2 separate regions of the Mus musculus genome follow, and region 1 is linked to region 2. A link is a loop called in an ENCODE intact Hi-C map of the cell type or tissue named here. Cell type or tissue: left cerebral cortex. All regions are shown on one strand. Each heading gives the region's core, and the rest is flanking DNA. Links, peaks and the distances in the headings are about the cores only. Region 1 overlaps Lncpint (long non-protein coding RNA, Trp53 induced transcript). Region 2 overlaps Mkln1 (muskelin 1, intracellular mediator containing kelch motifs).

What was found. Hi-C counts contacts between places; a loop is a spot of excess contacts. Peaks named below come from ENCODE experiments on the same cell type or tissue, not always from the same donor. Only the 100,000 strongest peaks of a DNase experiment are listed, where the experiment ranks them.
Region 1: a loop joins it to region 2, with 2.9 times the contacts of the local background. A loop is called at or near these places in 7 of 42 quality-filtered maps.

Annotation. Positions count from the first base shown.
Region 1 is chr6:31,204,699-31,217,068 of GRCm38, reverse strand. The region is part of intron 1 of Lncpint (long non-protein coding RNA, Trp53 induced transcript); the gene reads left to right. Among named protein-coding and RNA genes, the nearest start is that of Lncpint, 7.6 kb to the left of the region's middle. In left cerebral cortex, for the core only: CTCF peaks have their summits at 3,428, 3,644, 6,518 (motif pointing right) and 8,324 (motif pointing left); DNase peaks (open chromatin) are centred at 3,724 and 4,801; H3K4me3 peaks cover 2,445 bases; H3K27ac peaks cover 1,906 bases.
Region 2 is chr6:31,448,137-31,460,506 of GRCm38, reverse strand. Mkln1 (muskelin 1, intracellular mediator containing kelch motifs) reads right to left here. Exons shown (of 18, transcript NM_013791.2): 7 at 10,934-11,011; 8 at 8,923-8,988; 9 at 1,440-1,552. Among named protein-coding and RNA genes, the nearest start is that of Mkln1, 55 kb to the right of the region's middle. In left cerebral cortex, for the core only: a CTCF peak has its summit at 6,539 (motif pointing right); DNase peaks (open chromatin) are centred at 2,987, 4,914, 6,554 and 7,771; H3K27ac peaks cover 1,373 bases.

The DNA.
Region 1 (12,370 bases), core at 2,177-10,176, 240 kb after region 2:
TCTAACGCTTATGTATGGGGGGGGTTGCTTTTAAAACCAAGAGAAAAATCAAGACAGGTCCCCCCCCCCCAATATGTCTGTTTCAGCTCGCAGCGAAGCTGCTGCGTGAGTGTCGAGGACGAGGGCGAGCTTCGTCATGTGGCACACACTGTAGGCTTCTGACAGCTTGGAGCTATCTACCCCCTCCCGCGCGCGCCCGGGGCGGAAGGTGTGGGTTGGGTGGTCCGAGGCGGGTGACGTCCGAGGCGGGGTGGGGACAAGACTCCGGAGCGCCTGGGTCCGCAGCCACGGCTTGCTCGGCACGGCGTGTCAGGGAGGAGGCGGCCACGTGAGGGGTCCGCGGCAGCTCGCGAGCTGAAGGCTGGGGGCGAAGTGCGTAGCAAGAGTCGTGACGGGGGTGACACGCAGCCGCCGTGGCCCTTTGCTCACTGCCCACGCAGAGCCGCGCCGCGGGTGGGTGCGCACTCACGCGCCCGCTCCCGGGAGACCGTTTCCGGCTCAGGGCTCGAGCCCGGGCGGTAAACAGGGTGGTGCCCTCTGCCCTCCCGCCCCCGGCCGGGCGGAGGCGCGCGATCGTGGCGGACGAGCTGCGGTGGCGAGAGCGCGCGCGAGCGGGCGAGCGCGCGTCCCCGCCCGTCCCGCCTCCTCTGTTTTTGTTTTGATGGAGCCCGCGTGCAGCTGGCGCGTGTCGAGTCACGTGCCGCGGCCGCGAGGTGGCTGGGCGCCGGCGACCGGGACACGGGGGAGGGTCGCAGACCCTGAACAGTTCGAAAACTACCGCGAGGTACAGTCTTGTGGGGCTGGTCGCAGTTGTTCCCCTGGAGCAGTATTTGGGTTCGTCGTCACAGCATCCCTGCCAGTCGGCTGTCCCCCCCACCCCATCCCCTCCGGGCCGGAGACTCAACAGAGGGATCGAGCAGACCGTCCTCCCAGGTGTGTTATGTTATATCAGTGGACACAGAAGTACCTACATCTAGCTCTTCATCCAGGCTGCACGGTGTAATCAACCCCAGAGCTTTAGAATTAATCCCGATACCCACTCTCATAGCTAGGGAACTGAAATCCAAATAGAGTCTGGACTGAGGGCCATTTTCTTCACCTCCTTCTTCTCCAGTAATTGTGACGCAGTAAGAATAAAAACTGATAGGTAGCCAGCTTGGTAGGCTAGATGTTGAGTCATCTGTATTTACGCATCGAAGAATGAAAAATAGCCCCAATAGTTAACATGTCGGTCTCTCACTAAATGGGGCCTCTATGTGCCAGACAGGATGACTGCGCAAACATGGCGACAACCTGGAGGAGTAACAGTTTTTACTTTTGGGGGAATGGAAGTACAGGAGGTTCTGGCAGAGGTGGAGCTTGAGGACTCCCTGACGGGAGCTCATGGGAGCAGGCCCCAGAGTTCATATTTGAAACCATTACTCCGGGTTGCTTGAGAGACCTTTCACCTTTGCGAACAGTTTAGGAATAGTGCATACTAGCCCGAGGGCCCGAATTTCTGTACATGGATTTCTGTTGTTACAGCTTTATCTGGAAAGGTTCCCTTGTTTGAAAGGAGAACCACCTTTTGGTAAATTCACTAGTGCCTTCAGGCTACTGATTCTAGTATTTACTGTGGGGGGGGGGGATTTTAGCAATTTGAAGTTAACAGGTGGATCCCCTCATACATAGTATCTTCATGCTCGTTGTCATTTAACATACGTGTAAACTGAAGAAGAGTCCAGAGGGTGCGTCTGTGTTCCATCTATGCTCAATAAGTAAGGACGACATGATGGGCCATAGTTTGGATGTGGACAAAGTGCCCCCATTGGGTACAGTGTCTGAGAAGTTCTGTCGTGAAAATTTTGGAGGAAGCACACACACTGGATTATAGAAGCTTTGCCTTTTTTTTTTTTTTTAAACAAACGTCCCTTATTCCTCCTTGGTTTTGTTTCTCATGTGATCTTGATGGGAACCTTAAGATGTGGGGGTTCCGGTACTTGTTTGGAAAATGTGGTTGTTGATACCTTCGGGTGATACCAAATAACACATTAAACTCAAGTTTCTCTCCAGAGTTCTAATTCTAACAATCTTGTGACTATTTGCATTATCATTGTTGTCTTCTGTGGCCTAAAGAGCTCTGAATATGCATACTAATGACTGCCACCAAATAGCATTCGCTGCACAGTGGGCACAGGTAAGTATATTTGAGACCAGGGTTTAAAGGTTAGTGTTCACATTCCTTGCAGTTTGGTGAGCCGACGATCTTGAAGACCCACCCAGGCCAGCACATCATAAATGTGAACGTTGCTGGTCTGGAATAATTAATTGTCCAGCCACATGCTGTGCTCTTCCCGTCGATCCTGGTGCCCTCACCACAAGTGACACCTTTTTCTTAAGCATTGTCAGGCTGTTTAGGTACTGGTGGGCTCAACTTTCCTAATGCTGCGACACCTTAATATAGTTCCTCATGCTGTGACCCCTAACCATAAAATTATTTTCATTTCTATGGCATAACTGTAATTTTGCTGTTATGAAATGCAATATGTGTCTATGTTTATCAATGGTTTTAGCCTACCCCTGTGAAAGGGTGATCCCCAAAAGGGTTGAGGTCCCCAGGTTAAGAACCGAGGGCTTGGGGGGTTCTCGAATAGCTCTGTTAAGATGGCCTTTCTGCTTCTTGGTTACCTCCTCTTCTTGAAGAACTTGTTCTTAAAAACCTTATTTATATATGTGGTGTTTGGTCTGCATATGCACATCTGCACACCAGAAGAGAGCATCAGATCCCATGGGGCTGTAGTTAAAGACAGTTGTTAGCTACCATGTAGGTGCTGGGAATTGAACTCAGGGCCTCGGGAAGAGTTGCTGGTGCTCTTAACTGCTGAGCCATCTCTCCAGCCCCACCTTTTTAAAAAATGTCCTGTAGCCTTTCGCACATCCTTGGCTCATTTTGTCAGACACAGATCATCATACTGTATTTGTCACAAAAAACCAAACCAAACCAAAACAACTGCTCTTCAACGTTAGGAATGATTTAAAAAAGTAAAAAGTATATCAGTGGTACACACCAGCACTAAGTTCTTTCCATTGGTCACCATTGAATTCTCTTTGCCTCCCTCACCCACATTCATTCGGAAGCACCCTTCCCACATCTGGTCCGAGTGGTAAGGTGAAGAGCACACACCCTTTGGTGAGAGATACAGATTATGGCCCCACTAATGCTTGTTTGCGAAACAATAACAACCAATGTTTTTCATTTGTTTTCCAGTTCTTTTTTTTTTTTTTTTTTTTTTTGGCTGAGTGGATACTGCGTTTTCTTACTGATAACACACTGGGCAAGTAGCTCCCTCCCGTTGCCACTTCCCCCTTATTTGGAAAGAAATGATGGGCATTACCAGCGGCTGTGCTTTTTTTTTTAAAGCACAAATGCTTGGTCAGATATCATTACACTGTAATTTTCAGATGGGGTATACAGAGCTACGTGAGAGCCCCTCAGCCCTGTGAGGCTTTCTGAGATGAAGATGAGATTTTTTTTTTAATCTTTTGATTTGCAGTATGTTACGAGATTGGGGACCTCAAGCCTCTTCATGTTAAAAGGTGGCTTGTGTGACGCAGAAACTGAAGTTGGAGTTGCTGCAAATGTGGGTAGATAGCCACTAGTGGCTCCTTAAGGGACAGCATGGAGGGCTTGCTTCTCTTAGAGTCTAAACATGGAACAAGCAGACATTGGAGCGAAGGCAGTGTACCTTTAAAAGAGAAGTCTTGTTGATTCTAGGGCATTGGCACGAGTGCTTCTCATTTCTAGATCCTAGGTACTTGCTGGTGACACTTTTTTTTTTCTGACCTGAATGAGGCCTTCAGCTAGAGAACATCTGTGTTATTACATAAGCTGGTCTTATACTGTATGTGGTCTCATGGTCTCCCTTTCAGGAGCAGAGTGAAGAAGTTGAGGATAGCTATAATGATGAGTAATTATTTACAAATGGAGGGGAGTAATTGGAGCATAAACCAAACGACTGCCTCACAAGCTGAATAAGGTGGTGTTTTGTTTTGTGTTTTAGTGTGCTGTAAGGAGACAGGCAGGATGTATCTTGCTGACGGATACGTCTCCGGTGCTTAGCACAGTGCTTCGCATCAGAAGCGCTCAGATATTTATTGAGTAAGCCCATCACATCATTTCAGGCCCAGAGTGCAGGTTGAAGAGCAGAAGAAAAGACAGAGGACACAGTTCTCACGTCATTCTTGACGCCACGGTTGTTCCAAGGCATTCTGGTCAAGCGTGACCTTGATTTCTTTCCCGTAGCCCTTACCCTTGTTTGATGACAGAGTAAAAGTGAAGTCATGAGATGGGGTGTACAGGTTAGGAGGAGACTGTATGCACACGGAGAAAAGCGAGGATTTATTCTGATTGTGTGGTGAAGAAAGTAAAATTCCATGCATTGAAGAGCTTTGGTTATTTGGCTCATGAAAAAAAATATATAAATAAGTATATGTTAATAATTCTGAAAAGAAGAGTGAAAATACCATCCTGGCATGACATTGAGAAAACAATTTCAGCATAAGAGTGGGAATGAACCCTTCATTTTATAATCTCTAAGCCTCAGTCTTGTGCTAGAACCTTGGAAACTTCTCCAAGTGGATATTTAAGGTAGAAGCAGAAGCAAGTGTTTTTTTACGTAAGTAACTACTAGGGGATATTTTTATTAAGAAGGCCTAGGATATGCCAAACACATTTAAAACGAGCTCGAAGGTGGAAAATCCCGACATCCTTACATGTGAGCCAGTCTGCTGGGGCTGCATGACAGTGCAGCTGCCGTGCACGCGGTAGTGTCTGCAGAAGATGGTACAGAAGTCCACTCTCCATCTTGTGTAGCAGATGGGCCCACTTGATGCTGTGATGTGTGCCTGAGGTTTCAGCCTGCATTTTTTTTTTCCCATGGCTTCTAGAATTCCTGATGTCAGGGCCTGTCATTCACTATGCCCCACAGTGAAAACTAATTTTACTATAAAATAAGTGCAACACAAGGAAATACAAACCTGTCCCTCGAAACAAAATCAAAAGGCATGATTATTCCTATGTGAAATGTGAACTGAGGCGGGGGCAGGCAACCTTTTTCTTAAGGAATTTCTGCCTATTTTTGTGGCCTATTTTAAAATAATTCTGGAGTGAATCTCTCTACAGGGTCTGACTGTGAGCCCCGTGGATCTCACTGTGTAAACCAGACTGGTCTGCCTTTGCCTCTGGAGTGTTGGGATCGAGGGTGTGCATCACCACGCCTGGCGGAATCTGTTTGAGGGGTACAAATAATAACACATAAATAAGTGTGAGCTCCTCAAACTGTCAACCAAGTGTTCCAGCAATTCCTGCTGTTGCCTTAGAAACAAAACCAAACACTACTGAGAGCAACAGAATTGAACCTAGCTAAACAAATGAAAGGAAGCCTTTGATACTTGATGTGTTCAGAGGTCAGTCATGTGTAGGCTGCTTTTTTAGGTTTTCAATATAAATTACTCAGCATAAATAACTTTATATTTGCCTGTGTCTACATATCTAGTGATGCTGTTAGATTGGTAACAGAATCAAGATGCATTTTGCCTATGAGAGCTCATAGAACTAAATGGATTCAGGTGCAGCGTTAAAGAACCTTGGCTTTCAGAGAACTGTTGACAGTAAATGACCAAGGTTCATCGAAGAATTTAAGGAGGCTGGGTGTGTTTCCAATGACCATTCTGGCTGGCAGGAGGCTCACAAGTTCAAGGCTAACCTACATCATGAGACAGTCTCAAAAACAAAATTGAATATGAGGAAATGTTTGGCTTCGGTTCTTTGTGGAGTTGGTTACATTGGACCCGTGGTTCCCAAACCACAGAGGGCTTGTTAGAACACACATGATTGGCTGCCCAGACCATCTGACTAGGAAGGCCTTGGATTGGGTAGGCTCACTAATACACTAATATATACTTGATTCCCAGGATTGCTGGTCCTGATGCTTAGAGGACCACACATGGAATTAGGTAGTTTTTTTTTCTTCTCCTTGAAGATTTTACACACACACACACACACACACACACACACACCCTCACACCCTGATTATATCACAACCATTACTTGAATTCTCCATCATGACATTTTAAAATTGCCATATGGTAGTAATTATTACTCTTTGACAAATTTCCACGTTTTCAGAAAACCTTGGGTCTATTCAAACTCAGATTAGATATTCCTGAGTAGCCCGAGAATTCTTAGTAAAGATACATTAAAATAGCCAGGTCTGGTGGCCCATGTCTTTAAATCCCAGCACTTTGGAGGCACAGGCAGGTGAGTTTGAGACTAGCCTGGTCTACATAGTAGCAAATTCCAGGACAGCCGGGGCTACTTAGATCATGTTTTAAAAAATATTTCTGATTTTAAATGTCAGTATTGTAAGCAGCTGATTAAACTTCCATGTATTAAATACTAACCAGTCACCTTTTTTTCTTTTTTCTTTTTTTAACATGTGTGGGTATTTTTCCTGCATGTTTGTCAGTATACACAGTTCCTGAGGAAGCCAGAAGAGGGTGTCAGAAGCCAGAGTGTGCCTTGCAACTGGAGTTACAGATGATTGTGAGCCACCACGTGGGTGCTGGAAATCGGACCTCCATCCTTTGGAGGAATGGGCAGTGCTCTTAACCACGGAGTCAACTCCTGTCCAGCAAATTGCCTTTTAAGATCGAGTGGCAGTGCAGTGCTGGGGCTCACTGAAAAACAGTGGGTCTAGCACACAGAGTGTATTTCTAGTTGAGGTTATATAGCTTTGGGTCTGTATAAGACAGTGATAGCAATGACACAGAAGTCCTCCGAGAACAGGGGACGCAGGGAAGAGCATGTGCTCAGGAACGAGATGTGGTATGTGCAGGATGCATAGGAAGCCGGAGCGCAGTCATGAACAGGCTGTGGGCACAGCAGCAGTTCTGTGGCTCCTAGCAGCCCGTGGGCAGAAGCGAGGGGTCAGTCAGGGATAACGGTCTTAAAGCAGACATCACAGTGTACTTGGGACTCTATGCTGGTGCTCTCATATGGCTTCTAAGAGGACAGGAGCTCTGGAGACCTTCCAAATGATGACCAGGTGAGTCAGGGTCTGACATAAGCTGAGGTAAGCAGGGAGAGTTCAGTGGAAGGAAGTGGTTTCCATTGGAAGTCGGTACAGCCTCATCGGAGAGAGAAACCAAATGGGATCTACAGGGAGGAAGGACCGGTGGCAGTGATGGGATCCTTCAAGATTTTTAAACACTTTACTTAAAGACTTATTAACCGGACTAATTATAGCAGCACAGGCTTCTCTGTGAGGAAATAATGGCTGTGAGCTTTCGTTTTCTGTGACTGTCACCACGTCCTGTTATTTAGCTCATGTCAGACTTTTTTCATAGTTCTGCTTTGTCAGAGTCAGTGCTTATACTTTTAGATGGCTTTGATAATCACTAACACGTTTAAATCAGATTTCTGGAAGTTAGGCATGTTGCTTCTTCCGGAGTGTGTTTGATGAATTCGTGTGGGCCATAGCGGTCTGCAGCCTCCAGACTGGCTCCACTCTGCACGAGATTTAGGTTTATCTTGAAATAGTATATTTTGTAACTGCTCTTAGGAAATACTGAAACTTAGACTCTTAAGAGCTGATTTCACACACACGTGACTGATTTTAGGCTTTCATAGATAGAGCTGTAGGCATGAATTTGTTTATCATGTTGAAAAGACGTGCTACTGAGATCTACAGTCGCTTTTTCTTGTGTTTGACACTGGGCACGGAGATGCAGTTCTTTATATGAATCTTTAGATTTTATTTTGATTTGAGCCAGGATCCCACACTTTAGCCAGGGAGTCTCTGGAACTCACTTATGTAGCCCAAGCCACCCTTAAGTCCTACAGCAGTCCTCCTTCTGTCTTAGGCTCCTAAGTGTAAGAATTATGAGCACAAACAACAGCTTGCTATACACAGCTAACTCAGAGTCAATTAAGTTTGTGACAGAAGTTTAATTTCTGGGATAAGCGGACGTGAGAATGCTGGGACCTGGAATGTCCGTTGCCATGCCTGTTGTAGGGTTCTTCTCCTGGCCCTTCCTTGAGCGTCCCTTTCCCCCCTTCCTCTAGAGCACTGGTTTTTCAATTTGTGGGTCTGCCCACCTTGGGGATTGTTAAACAGCCCTCTCCCAGGGGTCACCTAAGACCAACGGACAACACAGATACATTCATAGCAGCAGGACTGGCGAGATGGCTCAGCAGTTACGAGCACTGACTGTTTTTCCGAAGGTCCTGAGTTCAAATCCCAGCAACCACATGGTGGATCACAACCATCTGTGATGGGATCTGACGCCCTCTTCCGGAGTGTCTGAAAACAGCAACAGTGTACTTACATATAATAAAATAAATAAATCTTTAAAAAAAAGAAACAGCAGCAAAATTGAACTTTTTAAAGAAGTAACAATAAATAATTTTATGGTTGGTGGGCTCACCACAACATGAGGTCACTAAAGGGTCACAACATTGAAAAGCTAAAACAGTCTTTGTTTTATCTTGTCTTTAATAAAGACCTTTTCTATATGGGAGCATCTGACTCAATTTCTTTCAGTTCCTTTTACTCCAACCTGTGAGAATTGTGTCGAAGCCTCTCTCATTGGGCGGGGTTGGCCAATGCTTCTGTGTGGATCTACATGAGACCGTCTCCACACTTCCTTTTTCCGGCTGATCTTACTTGGAACATTGAGGTGTAACACTGAATGTTTTGTTTTGTTTTCGAGACAGGGTTTCTCTGTGTAGCCCTGGCTGTCCTGGAACTCACTTTGTAGACCAGGCTGGCCTCAAACTCAGAAATCCGCCTGCCTCTGCCTCCCAAGTGCTGGGATTAAAGGCCTGCGCCACCATGCCGGCTCTGAGTGTTCTTTTAACAGTGATGTATAGTTGCTTGGCACTCACAGTTGCTCCTGGTAGCTTCCGGGCCCTGGGAAAAGCTGGCTCCTCTTCTCTGTTCCTTTGTGAGAATTTGGGTGTACAAAGGGTTTCCCTGCCCTCAGGTGCTAAATAGAACTTATCCCTACAGTGGTAGGGTTACAGACCCTCACAGGGGTGTTGCTTATCACAGGCCTGACAGAGGGCAGGGTCTTGATTGCAGGTGAGAGACTCCAGAATCCCTTACACGAGTTTAGTTACTGCTGTGGTTCGAACACTCAATCGTGTTGTGTTGGTCACAGTGTTATTCGTGTTCTGAATTTAGCCCTTTGAATTTTGTAGTTTTCCCACTAATTCATACAGGCTTTGTGACAAAAGAATTGTTATGGCTCTATAATCTTTCCCACTTCTTGCTTGAAAATGCATCTTTTTGGCCCTCTCCCTCCCCCTGGAGTTTGGGTGGGTCCCAAGTCCTGTCAGTTGAAGTTGAATCCTAAAGCCAGGAAAGGTCACCTATCAGGATTTGGAAGATTTCTGCTACGTTGTGGTTCCCAGGAGGATGTGGCTTCTAAAGACAGCCTTTCCTGTGTATTTGAACCACTGAGGGAGTTTCTGGTTTAGCGTTTCTGTTAACGCCTTTTGCACTCACGTAATAAAACCTATCCCAGATCTCTCTTCTTCATAACTTGTACATTGGCCTGTGACCTTGGGTGCTTGTGTCCTGTTTTCAGGGAATCCTTGCCAGTGAGGAATCTCTTTCTTCACAACTCCAGCAGGCTGCTTTATCTGTCCATGGTCAAGGCCACTGGCAGTCGTTTCTGCTTTCCGGTTGTGTTTGGTGGCACACACAGTACGTACCGTCCGTGCTTTTAAAAGCCTGGGGTGATTCCCGGTGAGCTTAGTTATGGCCGTGGTTCGAAGGCCTAATTAATCACCTTGTTTTAGAGTTGGTTATGTTTCTTTGGCTTTGCCTTTTCTTTTCTTTTTTTCTTTTTCTTTTTCTTTTTTTTTTTTTTTTGCTTCAGAATTTTATGGTGTGTATAAACTCTTGTCAGAGAGCAGTATCATGATGGCTCCATATTTTTAAAAAGCACTTATTGCATGACAATGCTTATGTTTTGATAGGAAAAAGTGAAACATTTTTAAAGGTCATAGCTCATTTTGGGGTTTCATCTTCCAAATTTATACCTTCTGCCTTGGCTTTGTGGGGCTTTGTGGGAAAGTATGCCCAACTCCCTCCTCATTCCCACTTGTAGGGAGTTCCAAGTTGAGATTCTTCCTGCTGCCAATTTAATTCTGGAAGAGGACACAAGGGCTCTGCTCATAGCCACCCATCTTTGTGACCATCTAATGAGCTGTGTGCAACAAGGACTTTTTTGGCTTAATGAACCAATGTCCTAGTTACTCATTTCGTATTATCTGCATAATATTTTCAAGACCGGAATTTTTTAAAATACAAGATCAGGGCTGGGGGATACTGCTGGGTGGGCGAGCTTTTGTGTAAGTATGTGTGGGCTTTGGGTTCACTCCAGCACTAGAAAACCCAAAAAGATGATTTGGGATTCTAATCAGCAAACTTGGTTTCCATTTGTCTTTAATGATCTTCCTGAAAACAGTTGTGGAATATTTGTTGTCCCTCTGTTGGGGACATGGTGGTGACATGAGGCACAGCCTCTGTCCAAGGGGTCCCAGATCTTTAACCCAGAAAGCTGCCTTGCATTCTTGAGGAAAGCCACCGCAGCATCCTAAGAGCCGACTAGAAATGCCTGTGCATTCGCTGTGTTTTGTTAGTGTTGGAGGTACCACTTGATGGCAAGAACAGACCTGCAATTGTGAAAGTTTACGTAACACTTGCTAACACACTGCGGCACCCTTCTGAAGCTGTAAGCTCAGGCAGGCTTCCTCACCAGGAGCCTGTGGGTTCGTGGACACTGCAGGTAATCCTCCTCAGAGGGCTGAGGTGGTGGATGTGAGCTACTGCCCATCAGTAGGGTCCTCCTACTCTTCAGTATGGAAGTCTAACTAAAAGGTACAAGTTAATCCGATCTCTCTGGTTACACTTTCTGTTCAAAAAGCAAACAATGCTTCGAATGTGTCTGGAATGTGCCTTGGAAGGTTTGTGGGATGCTGGTACGCTGCGGCTCTGGCACACCCAACTTTGGCCTCCCCTCCCCTCATTCTTTCTAATTTTCCAATTTTTTTTTTTTTTTTTTTTTTTTGGTGTGGGTTCTCTTCTGTTTATCTGCCTTTCCTGTTTGCTCTTCAAAGGCTGTGGACATAACAGCTCAGTTAGTAGAGGGTTTGCTTTACATTCATGAGGCCCTGGATTCAATTCCCACAAAACAAATTGCCCAGGAACATTTGGGACGTTCACCCACATCAGCCCCTGACCCTACCCCACTAATGACCATCTAAAGCTGTAGGCAGCTTTGACTCTAATGTTAGAATTGTTTTAGTCTATAAACATGCGTGTGCCGATGGGTAGTAATGAACATGAAACATTTCTGAATATTTTAATTTGTTGATAACAGGTTAATTTCTGATTGGATGGAAAGTACACATGAAGTGTGTCCTTTGTTGTTCAGGAGACGTTCAAGTGGGATTCAGACGCACGCCTGAAGACTTTCTGCTAGGATTTATTGTCCTTTTAAGTAACAAATTTCAGGATTGTTTTTTAACAAATTTGTTGAACAAAAATGTTGTTTGGGTTCAAGCAATGTTTTTAAATTGCTTAAATTATGTTTGGTATAAAGAACTCGGCAGCCAAATTATGTAAACCACCACTGTCGGATGAGCATGCAGTCTAGCTGTAATAACCTCCAGAGTTAACAGAATGCAGTCCTATTAGTCCTACGCCGAAGAGTTAGTCTAAAATGGCGTAGCTGGCTAGTGGCATAACTGACAGCAGGCAAGTGATAGTACTTTTTCTGCCAAAAGCTCAGGTGACTTGGAAGGAGAGTAGGCCAAGCAATAAAGTTTTTGACTTAGATAACACCTAGTTACCTTAGATATCACTTAGTTAACTTTGGATACCGCCTAGTTACCTTAGATACTACCTAGTTACCAGGTGGGTATTGGTCTTTGGAAGGGAATTAGTGAGGAAGGTCCAATCCAGGTCTGGAATGCAATTCATTGTACTTTGTTCTTTGCTACAGTTTCTGTTGAATGTGTCGTCCCTCAGGCTCCCAGGCCAATGCTTGGCCGCATCTCAGCTGACTGAAGTTTGAATACTCATTCACATTTCACATCTGGAGGAAGGAGCCCTCCAGTAATACCCAAGGCGGGTCTTTAAGGGGTGCTCTTTTCAATTTTCATTCTTTAACAGTTTGAGAGACCAGTGTTACATAAATTTATGAGAATTTTGTTGTTTCCAACTCAGAGTTGCTTTGTTTGGGGTTGGAGAATAGGTTTTGTGGTTCCCAGTAGGCAGTTGGGCAGAGGGAAGCCTAGCAATCTGGAACAATCTGGAAG
Region 2 (12,370 bases), core at 2,889-10,888:
TGGAGCAGCCTGAGTAAGCAAGTACCCAATGTTCAAAGCCTGAAGGCACATCACCAGATACGTCCAATCAGCCTTCCTAAACAAAAACCAGTGGGCTTGAGTTAGGCCTTTTTCATTTCTTTCTGTTATAGTTTATTTTCCAGTCTACAATCTGAAACAGCTTAGATGGAAAATACAATAAAAAATTCTACAATGATTTGAGGGCAAAGATGAATATTTCCTTTTCCATATATATACACATACATATATACATGTACATATATAACCATGTATTACTTGAGTTAGGCCTTTTTCATTTCTTTCTGTTATAGTTTATTTTCCAGTCTACAATCTGAAACAGCTTAGATGGAAAATACAATAAAAAATTCTACAATGATTTGAGGGCAAAGATGAATATTTCCTTTTCCATATATATACACATACATATATACATGTACATATATAACCATGTATTACTTAATTCAAAGCCATAAATGAAAGCCATTTTCATTATAGAAATGCTTCATTTATACATATGTAGGCACAAACACAAATACATAGGTAGTATTTTACTTAAACATCGCTTATGAAAACTGACAGGTCTAGCTTAATGAAGAGAAGTCATTCTTAGAAATGCATTGTTAGTCAATTTCATCATGTGCCAACATTCTATACTATATATAAACAACTATTTCTGTCTTGACTGTACACGACTGTGCAGTGAAATAATGAGGGGCTAAAACAGGGAGACAAGGAGCTGGAGAGATGGCTCAGCAGTAAGAGCACTGGCTGCTCTTGCAGGGGATCTGGGTTCAGTTCCCAGCACCTCTCACATGGTAGGCCACAACCATCCAGAACTCCAGCTCAGGGGGATCTGACGACCTTTTAAGACCTCTGCAGGCCCCAGGCCTGCATGTGATGCACATACATGCATGCTGGCAAAACACTCATAAAGAAAAAAACAAAAGGAATTTTTTTTTAAAAAGCTAGACAGTGTGGACGTCAAAAGTAGACACCAAAAGACTGCTTTCCAGAGGAAATACAATTAAGATGGTGGAGGCTAGACTAACTCAGTAACACTGTACTTTGAGGCCTTGTGCTCCATTCTTACCAGTGCACGGGGGAAAAATGTGGGCAACAAGAGTAGAGTGCTGAGGCCTGAAAAGATGCTACACAACTACACTGCTAAGGTAAAGTGCTCAAAAGTTAAACAACAACAACAACAACAACAGAAACCTATTGCTATCTAACTCTACAGAATAGACTTGGCTAAATATACCAGTAATTGATGAGCCAGGGATAGAAATTCAAATGCAAGAGTTTTTAAACTAATGATTTTCTTACTTCAAAATTCTTTTGCTACAACTATAGGGAAACATCAGAGAAGAAAATAAGCATGCAGAAAGTATATAACCACACTCCTACCATGAGGTAGATGAATGAAAAGACTAGGAACTTGCCTCTTTCTCAGTGTCTCTAGAAATACATGTCCACTGGTTCTCCTTCACACTGTATGCCCAGAAGTCAGCAAGATCTTGTGTTCCATCCCAGCCACCAAACAAATAAACAGTCTCTATGAAAATCAAAAAAAGTACGTATTAAGAAAGCCTTAAGGATAAGGGCATAGGCACCAGACTCACTCAGTTGTTTCAGAACACACTTAAGAAGATACTTGTCATCATCTTTACAGTGATAAATGTGTAGCTTTCAAAATGCACTCCAGCCATTCTTAAACCTAAGTATGTGCAAAGACTGCTTCAGAACTGTATTTTGAGAAATTTATTTAAAAATTAGATCACTAGACCATGTCCCCCAGGATTCTGATTCTAAAGTTCTTTAGTAGATAAAAGGTCTATGTTTTTAAAGTGTCCCAGATGAAGTTGGTGCAGTCAGTTTAAGAATGTGTTAGACCATGTGCAGTTTATATTTATCAGCTTAACAATGCAGCAGCATTTTAGTGACCAAAGACTGACAGCATTACTCAAAACTCTAAATATCAAAACTTAGAATACACAGGGAAGAAGAATAACATGAGAAGGCATGGACGTTACTAGGAGGCGATGGGGAGGATCACATTAAAGGTGATGTCGCCTAAATGCCAAAGCAATGGTTAAAACTAGCTCAATCTTAAGAATAAACAGCATTAGTAGTCCTGTAAGAACTGAGCTAACATTTTACAAATATATTAATCTAATACCTTAAGAAATAAATATATTGTCACTCTGAAATGTCTACTGCATTTATACTTTATTACTGTAACAAATTATTTGTCTCATTGAACCTCCCCATTGGCTCCTAGTAACGTCCATGCCTCCTCATGTTATTCTTCTTCCCTGTGTAGTCTAACCTTTATACAACACTATATCATAGATCCTTCCCTATATAAAGCCTTTCCTTTTGTTAAGTATCTCCCCCTTTGTAAATATGTTGTACCTACTGATTACAAACCGTCAAGCCACTCACCCATTGAAGTGTCTGTTTTAAGACTATACACATGGCAGCTATCATCTAAATTGACTAGAAAGCTCTTTCTAGTTAGAGTTGGGCTGTCATCTAAGATTTTGTCATGTTCTCATATTATTTCAAATTTTAAGCAACTTTTCTAAGTAAAATGTCCATAAATGCTTCACCTGCTCTCAGAGTAAGAACAGTCCACTGGAGGAAGGTTGAGTTCTAGTGCTAACTGGATCAAAACTGAAATGTCTTCCAAAGGCTTTTCTTGAAGTTGGTCCTAGTTGGTGGAACTCTCAGGAGGAGGCCTTAGTTGTAAGAGGTCGGTTACTAAGAGTAACCTTTTAGATACTATGCTGCCCTGGCAGCCTGTCCTCTTTCCTGGCCTCCACTGTGTGAGTAGTTCTGCCAACCCTTTCCTACACTGAACAAAACTCCCCTAAAATTTGTCAGGTGTATTGTCACAGTGACAAAAGGCCTTGACTAATGAAGAAACCTGATTCCAGAGAAGTAGGCCTGTTGTTGCCACTAACAAGGCCATGTGGTTCCTTGAACTTGGTTTGTAGAAAGAGCTTAGAAATGTTTAGGGCAACAGCCTAGAGAACAACTAGGATGGCAGAGGGAGAGCTTAGCTGGAATCCCAATGGAGCTCAGAAGACCATGTGACTGTGTAGACAGATTTGAAAACCTTTGTTTGTTTAGAAAAACTACACAAGTTTGAAACATGAAGACATGGTTTCTGAAGAGCTTGGTGCCATTTCAAAAGAAGCCAGGTTGAGACAATAGGAAAGATGCCACAGGAACATGTTGGGAATTGGCCAGATGCCCATCCACTGCAAAGAGTAAACACATTAGAAGACTTTTCATTGAGAAATCAGAGCCTCTAGGGCACTATGACCTCACACCAAAGGAAGTTATTTCCCAAAGATGATTTCACCATGCCGATCTACCCAGGCACCCTGAGCCCTCTTACACTGTCAGCAGACTTTGGTGTAGTTTACCTAATGCTGGTTTTGCAGACATATAGAATGCTAGAGTCAAAATCATGAAGGTTTCTACTCAGATTTCAAAGAAAGGCTTAGAGGTGAGACAATGTGTACATAGAGTTCCTGCAAGGGAAATGCATGAAGCTGTGGGGACGAAGCCAAAGATACAAATGAACACCAGGAAGTTAAGATGTTTCAGGAACATGAGATTATACTGAGGACTGCTGCAGGCAATGAGAAAAGCTAGCCTTAAAGAGAGGCCCTGTGAGTTTTAACCATCAAATGGTGAGAAGACAACCCTCTTAGAACTGGGCTCTCACATACCCTGGAGACTGGAGACAGGCTATAAACTTCATTTCTGTAAGTCCGTTCCTCCATTTTGGAAATGAAAATATTTACTCTTGTCATTTTATGTTTGAAGTTTACCTAACTTATTTTATAGAGACCTACCTATCTTTAAAAGCTTGAGTCTTAGCAGAGATTTTGGATTTGAACTTCTAGCCCTTACAGGCTGACTCCTAAAGGCTTGGTCATGGCTAAGAAGCACAAATTCAGTAGGTTCTAGGAACTGTAGGAGGTGGGTATAGCTAGAAGTAGGTCCCTGGAGCAGTGTTCTTAAGGGTTGTATCTTCTCTTAGTTTCCTGTCTATGTTGCCTCCTTCCTTCCTTCCTCCCTTCCTTCCTTCCTTCCTTCCTTCCTTCCTTCCTTCCTTCCTTCCTTCCTTCCTTCCCTCCCTCCCTCTGCTTCATGGCCACCATGATGGACTAAAACCTCTAAAACTGTGAACCAAAATAAATACTTTCTTCCCCCCTAAGCTATTTTTCGGAGGTATCTGGTACCAATGGCAGGAGATTGTTAATCTTATTACAAAACTCTGTTGGGAATCCCCCAGATCTAAGTTATATAAAAACATTCTGAAAGTTGTCAAAAATGAACATTTCTATTTTTAAAAAGGAAAAATTAACAAAAACAAACCTCCAGTTACCTTTCAGCTTCTAAGAATCCCAGACACAGTAACAACTGTATTACTGAACTGGAATCCAAGCTAACCAATACCTGGAATCCCTTTGGCACTATAAAACTATAAAACAATTATTTTAAACTACTAAAAATCTGTCTTATTTCGTAACTATAAAACAATCTATTATCATTAGTTAAATAGCATTGTTTCCTAAATGACATACAGTAATGTCCAGACACATAATTTTACAGGAAGAAGAAATCAAAGAATTTTCATCTGGCTTAAGATTATATGCCAAGACCTCACTATAACAGCAATTAACCCTGTTAATTTCTGAAGCTTGTAGAAGGAGGACCATATAACTAAAATAGCAGTAGCAATTGACCTTTTGTTTTATAGTACTTCTGGGCACCCTCTGGATAAGGTTACCCTGGTTCATTAACTTTAATAACCCTTCCTCTTAGGCTCTGAGTTCTCAATGTTCTTTCTGAAAAGCAGGTCTCTTTGTACGCATAAACTCTCACAGCAAAGAAAGCCCACATTTCCACAACAGCCTCATTGATAGCTGAGCAAAATAAAATCTGGCACAGGGCAAACATCCCAACAGAATCAAGCCAAGATGTCATTCCTGTCCATGGAAGCTTTGTGGCCCAACTGAAGCAATAGTACAGCGAAATGAATTCTGTAAAAACTTATTTTTTGATATACCCAAATAAAAGAGGTATAACAAAAAATTTTAATTACATCACCTAATCACTTAAGTTTCACAAAGATAAATCACCCAGAAACAAATACCAAAAAGTGTTACTAATATATAAAAGATAAAAAGGTTTAAACTATGAAGCTATCTAAGGAGAACTATGGAAAGAAGTACGGTGTAGAAAAGAAAGGAAAAGCATCAATCTTAGCAGGGAATCCGGCCTACTGGAAGTCCATGCCCACACATACAAGTCCTGTAACGACATGCGTGGATATCCTGAGGAACACAATCTTCCTCAAGCAGCAACCATCTTCTGTTCAGTATTCCCCTTAAAGGAATATAGGCTATCCTGGCTATCAATTTCTCTTAGCACTCCAACAATATCTATTTGAAAAGATTAAAGCACTGATTTGAACTTACAAACCACTGAAAACAAAGTTGGAATAGTTCCTTAGCCTTGAAAAACTTACAATCTGGATGTGACTATACAGGGTATGTAAGTGACCACAGGGCAGAGGAGACCAAGTCCCATATGAAGGCAAAAGCACAACAGGCAATCTAGGACAGAAGAGTACCTGGCTGAGGGACACAGCACAGACTTGGGGGAAGAGTAGCTTTGTGTTCTGGCACAGTAAACGAGGCACAGAAAAGCTGTTCAAGCAAAGTAAAATGAGTAACAATGATATGGAGACAGCGTGACAGCAGTGTTTTAAAGGCATAAACTCCAAAGTCAGGCTTCAATCTCCACTCTCTACAGCTGTGTGACCTCAAACGTCCTTGAACCACTAGTTTCCTAATTTCTAAATATGGTTACCTTTCATAAAGACACAGTGAAGACCTATACATTGCATTCAAAGAAGTTAAACTATATGATAAATAAGTAAATAAAAGAAAATGTATAAAAAATAAGGACACAAAGGTAGTGGCCAGACAGGAAGTTTAAAAAGACAGGCAGTGACTAGATCAGGGCTTAAACTTAATCCCACAAACACTGAAGGAACTATAGAAAACCTTAAGAAGAGGGGTTGGTTAGGATCTGAACTTGCTGCAGAACTGACTGAAAAGAAAGACATAGGGAATGAGAGAGATCGGTGGCAATATGATTAATAGTAGCCTATTTTCAAAATTTCAAGCCAATTTCCTTTAAGAGACCATTTCAGGCAATCACCAATCAATCCACAAATTACTATTTCACAAATGTTACAATTAAACTATAATTCTTGGGTACAAAGGATATAACATTTAGTACTAGAACCAAATAAACCATGGATCTACAGTGCTATAATTTACACATTGAACATGAATTAAAAATAAGGGAGGTATGTTAAAACAAGTAAAGAATTTGGCCTTTGTACACCATTTGTATACATTTTTGTATAGTAAAACAGGCTTTTGCTTCAAGTACTCAACTGCAGTATCTACCACTATACTTAGTAAATCAGGCTGCTGATTGCATAAACCTCCACAAGATGGCACACTACAATTAAACAAGTTTGCCCATTTTGAAACTATAGACTGTATCAACTATGTCCTAACAGATACAGCCAAAAAGTCAGACACAAAATCAAGTATCAACAAGAAGGCAGGAGCCAGTGAAGTGGCTCAGTGGATAAAGTCTGATGCCCTGAGTTAACCTGACTACACAAAGTTGTCCTCTGGCCTCCATATACACATTGTGACACTCACACTCACACTCAAACACAAATCATACATAGCACAAAAGGCAGAATTGTAGCCACATGAATGAATGTCTGATTGCAGTTAACAACCCAAACTCTACTTTATTCACGTCATTAAAAAGCTTAAGGGGAACTGAGATTTTTTTTTTTGAAGCACTTTAATATGGTTGCTACAGAGGTAGTCCAGGGTTCAGAAAGTTATGGAGAGCCTCTGCGACAACTCCACCAGCTTCTTTGCAGGTATCAAAGAATGGTATATGTTACCTGAGTCTTATAACCTACTCAGAGGGCAGCCATGGGATTTATACTTTAAGTTCCTAAAATTCAGCAATAATTACACGGGAAGAATAAATAACCTAAAATAAGACATTCTATGCTTAAAAAACAAAAACAAAAACAAAACACGTCTTTTCACACAACCTGTTTTACCTAAATCACAGTTGAAACCCAACTCACAATTAAAGAATATTAAGTAAACAGGTATCAGTTTCTGAGACTATAGTTAATAAAATTAACATACCGATAGATACAGTAAGACACAGCATCACATTTATCTGCTACTACGGAAAGTACAATATGGTTCATGATGGAATAAGTTTTGGCAATTAAATATTAAAATTTAAGTATAAACTTCTATGGTTACTTTACCCTCGGATCTGGCATTAAGCAAGCTTCTATTCAAACTACTGACTGGAAAAAAACACTGAAACTTAGAAACTATTAACCTGAATGTTTAAGAAAACAAGGTACATGAAACACTGGGAAGGAACAACTGCTTTGGCATACAACCACATCAAATAAGCCAAAATAAAACGTACTTATTTTACAGGCATACACCATTATGCCTAGCTGTACTTGGCTTTTAATTTATTTCCATACATGACTCACTGCTATTTGTGGCTATTTTGTTTTTTCCCTTTTAAGCCTTGCTGGAAAAGGAGCGTGACTTCTACTGTATTCTGTATCTGACCTACTCCTAACTGACACGCCTAGTACAGGCATGAGACAGCACCATGCTGCACTCCATCCAGCCCTGCTCACACCTCAATTAACTCATATAAACTCTTGAGACTAGAGAAACCCACTTAGAAACTGCTACAATTCTGTCTCTAGTGCATAAAACAGATTACGGTAGGAAAGATGTCCACACCTTCACCTTCTGAGCTTCCCAAGAAGAACCTCTGCTAAATGTAATCTTCAGTGACATTGTAAAACTAAGTTCTGACCTGACATTTGCTATCAGTTCAATCTTTCTTTTCCACCTTCAAATTCCATAACCTATTTTTAAATGATCTTTTTCTCATATGTGCACATTCCCTGTCACGTATGGTCTCTTTCCCACAGACAGCAGGGGAGTAAGCACTCTGGAGCTTCTGCCTGCTGAAGGTCAGCTTTAAGTGTCAAGGTTGACAAACTGGAACAAAGTGCATTTTGCTGAGGAAATTTAAGGGGTTTCTCCACACAATTTCTCTTAATGTGTTAATAACAAGAAAACAGTCTATATACAATTTGCCTCTTTAATAAACAAACCTGATACAGGGAAACGAGCGCTTAAGAGGCCCCGTGCTATTCAAGCCTACTTCTGTAGGTCAGGCGAGTATTTGCAAGAAGGGGCACGGATTAGGAAGCAAGATGAAAGAAAAGTTTTCCAAAGACTCTAACAGTACTCTCGAATTCTAAAGTTACTATATATTTAACAAAGTGTAAAGTGTTCAGTCTTATTACTAATAGTTTTTGAAAATAGTCAGACTTAGTTTCCAAACTGCATTTTTCTAACTATTCACAAAATAATATGAATCTACAATATTTTTACTCAAGTACTAAGGCAGCACAACAAAGTAATAAAATGGTATAAATACTCTTAGAAAAAAGTAAAATGCTGTTTGAGCAACTACTGGCATTATACAGAGTAAAGGTTTATACACTATAACTACTGAAAGGCCAAGTTTCTCTTAGGGTATCTAACTTCATCAGCACAGCAGCCTCCTCGCTCACTGTCAAGTTTTAGTGCTTCTTGTCTTTGCTACTCAGTTTAGTGACTACTATCTAACCTTGTCATAATGGAAAGAGAAGTGTCCACTCTTATAAACGATCTTAAATGTAGGCACTGATACATACAGCACGCAGCTTTAGGATGACGACGGACTGCTGCTAACGGGACTCACCTGTCTGGACGTCAATGACCATTTGATGGCCCCCTCTCATTCCTGGTCTGTTATCTTCTCCATCGCCTGAAGAAGAAAATATATTTTCTATAAAGAAATAATAAAACCTTGAATTCTAGAGGAGTAACCCCACTCTAAAGGGCAGTAACAAGCATTCCACATTGACTCCTTCAAAATATTACAAATAAGTAAAAAGAATTCATAAAGAAAAAATACTTTTGTTTCAAATATTCAAACAGTTACAGGATTCTAGGATACAGTGTGTCTGCACATGTGCTTAAGATCAAACACAGGTCCCCACAAATAATAAGCAAGGATTCACCCACGGAGTTACATTCTTGGCTCTAAGGTTACAGGATGCTAATATCACATCTGATATATGGAAGGCCTAAAGTTTTATAAATAAATCTCCCATTAGTTGAAATAAAGTAGTTTGGCAAATAGACTTCCCTGTTTTTTGTATGTAAATTGACATTATCTAACTCTGTACTAACTACACAGAAACACTATAAAATAACTGAAACGTCAACTTTTATACAGTTTTAAGCTACTTAATGATAAGGAATACTTTATGAGAAATGCACTATTAGGTGAATTCTGTTTTTGTGTATACATCTGTATATTTACACAAATCTACATGGATTGCCTATTTTATACCTAGCCATATGGCAAAACACGTTACTACACTAAGTATTAACTTTAGGCAACTACAATGTCTACATTTTTCAAAATACATAATTACAGAAAAGGCTCAGTACTTAAACTAGATAAGAATTTTTCAGCTCAATTAAAAGCTCCTGGGATCATCATTATTGACCAAAATGTCACTATGAAACATATGATTGTATACAGAAACCAGAACAAAGCCAAAATCTTTCATCTACTCTGTACTCAACAATTCTTTCTCCTTTGTCACAGCTAGGCCGTTCATTATCACTAAGGCCTTGCCCTCTTCTCTCCTCCAGCCAGTCTGTTTTCTCTCAAAAATAAATTAAAAAAAAATACTAAGAAATTAACTTTTAGTATTAAGTGTTTTACGTATTTAATCTGTTTGCAAATATGTGTCTAAATAAAATCACCTTACATAGGACTATAAAAATATAAGTATGTTCACACAACATACTTCAAGAGGAAATTTCAATGTTTATTAATGATTAAAGCTATAAAAGGTTTCTCACAAGGGAAGATAAAGTCTTGGAAACATATGAAGACCACAAGAACCAAGTGAATACCTCCTGATTTCTTTAATGTAAACTTATGCAATAAAACATTGCTTCTATCTGACAAGTCAACACAATATACAATACAGTGACAAGAATCCCACCATACAAAAATAAGGGGTTAATGAAGAAGACTCAACTCTGAATCAGATTCTGAGTTTGAAAATCAAAACAAACAAACCAGTCTCTATTAGACATAAAGGCCCTAAGGATCTCCGCCTCCCAGAAGAAAGCATGAAAGCAATCACTCAGGCATTCAAGTACTCAAGTGCCTCTAAGATGCAACTATACTGCACATAATTTAATTAGAATTATAATGTCAACCTTATTATTATCTGTGTATAAGTTCATCATTTGTCCCTTTTATTCTCAAAAGGTCCACTGTGTTTAGATATTTTGCAGAAGTTAGGTCTCCAGGAGCATATATAGTGACAGCAGTGTGCTCTCATGTTACATACCTCTATAAAGCAGTTTGGAACAGCATTCTGTGTGAAGAACAAATAGAACTGCTCCATGTTTTGTCATAGTGATGAAACAAGACCTTAAAAGACAAGTTTAGATACAGTAACCTAGGGCTAGGACTATCGCTCATCAGGGAGAGTGTCTACCAAACACGAACAAGATCAGAGTTCAACTGCTAGCCTCAGGAGAAAAAAATTATGTATAATAATCCATTCTGCCATCTAGTTAAATAACATGTGCTTTCATTAACAGAGAAGGAGCATGTTTAGACCATCTAGTGAAAACAGACTATAAAGAAGAAACAGAATAAGCCAGGCAGTGCAGCTCACCTTTGGTGCTCTTAGGAATAATCTGACTCCACCGTGGCTTATACTCCTGTTGACTGATATACTGATTGAACAAGCCATCTGCAAGCATAGAAAATAAGAGTTTATTTTATTTTATTTATTATATATATAATACACACACATATACATGTATGTGTATATATATGTGTGTGTGTATGTATGTATGTGTATATATATATATATATATCCTCCTAGTATGCTACCCAAATATAAATAGTAAATTATTAGTTGACATAACAACAGGAACAAAACGCATCAGCAGCAGCCCATATTAGATGAGAGCACACTGGGATGTTCCTGGGATGAGTGCAATAGCTGCAGTAAAGTTACTAATGCACTCAATGGTTAAGTATGTGACTTCAACAAATGCCTTGCAAGAGGGAAAGTAAGGACAATTGAAGGCTAGAAACCAGAAGCAGCAGAAAATAATTCATAAATAAACTGAATATATGCTTACTTCATCGAAACACAACCTTAAAAATACCTTTAAAATAACTTCTGTCATCAATATAAATACAAACGGAGAAAAGGAAGAACAATGAAAGCCTGGAAGAATATCTGCCCTGGCGATTTCTCATCACCATTCTCTATTTGATTTATTACTTTTAATCTTTAGCCTCTTGTAATAATCGATTTTTTAATTCCAGTGTCTTCCCATTAAAAGTACTTAAGAGCCCATACATTTGTTACCAGAATACAAAAACAAAAGAAAAAAAAATAAGGAAACACAAATGCCAACAGCTTTGGTGTAGGTACTTTATAGTACAATCTCAGAGAAAGAAAAAACACATTAAAATGCAAATTCCAATTTTCTTTAGGCACCAACTGACGAAGAGATGAAGGTACTGCCAGTAGCAATGGGACTGCATTTATTGATGCTGCCAAATGTTATAAATCTGCTGTGTCTTAGTTCATTTAATCCTAAGAACAACCTTAAGGACTGCACCTCCCTATTTTAAGATGGAGAAGTGCCTATTTAGAGAATTAAGGAGATTCATCAAACTCACAAATATCTTAAGTAGTGGGTAGGGCGATGACTCAGATTCCACTTTGCTCTTCTTCCGAATCCTTCCTCAGTATACTTTTCATCTTCGTCCTGGAGGAGTTACTACACTAGCTACTGTCTTAAAATGGAGATTGCACTTCCCCCCACATCTACTCTACTCCAAATGATTATCACCCCCTCCACTCATTTCTGTCAAAAGTTTATAAATGATATCTAGAACCCAATTCTGGATAAGGAAACAGAAGGAGTATTCTAGAGGTCGTGTAAGCAATGTTTCATGCTTCTAAACAGACATTAGCCAAGAAAAAAAGTGACTTCAATTACTCTGGACACATTTTCATATACACATGCAATATATAATGTACACAACTACTAAACCTATTTATAGACCTAGGGAGAGAGTCAACTCTGTA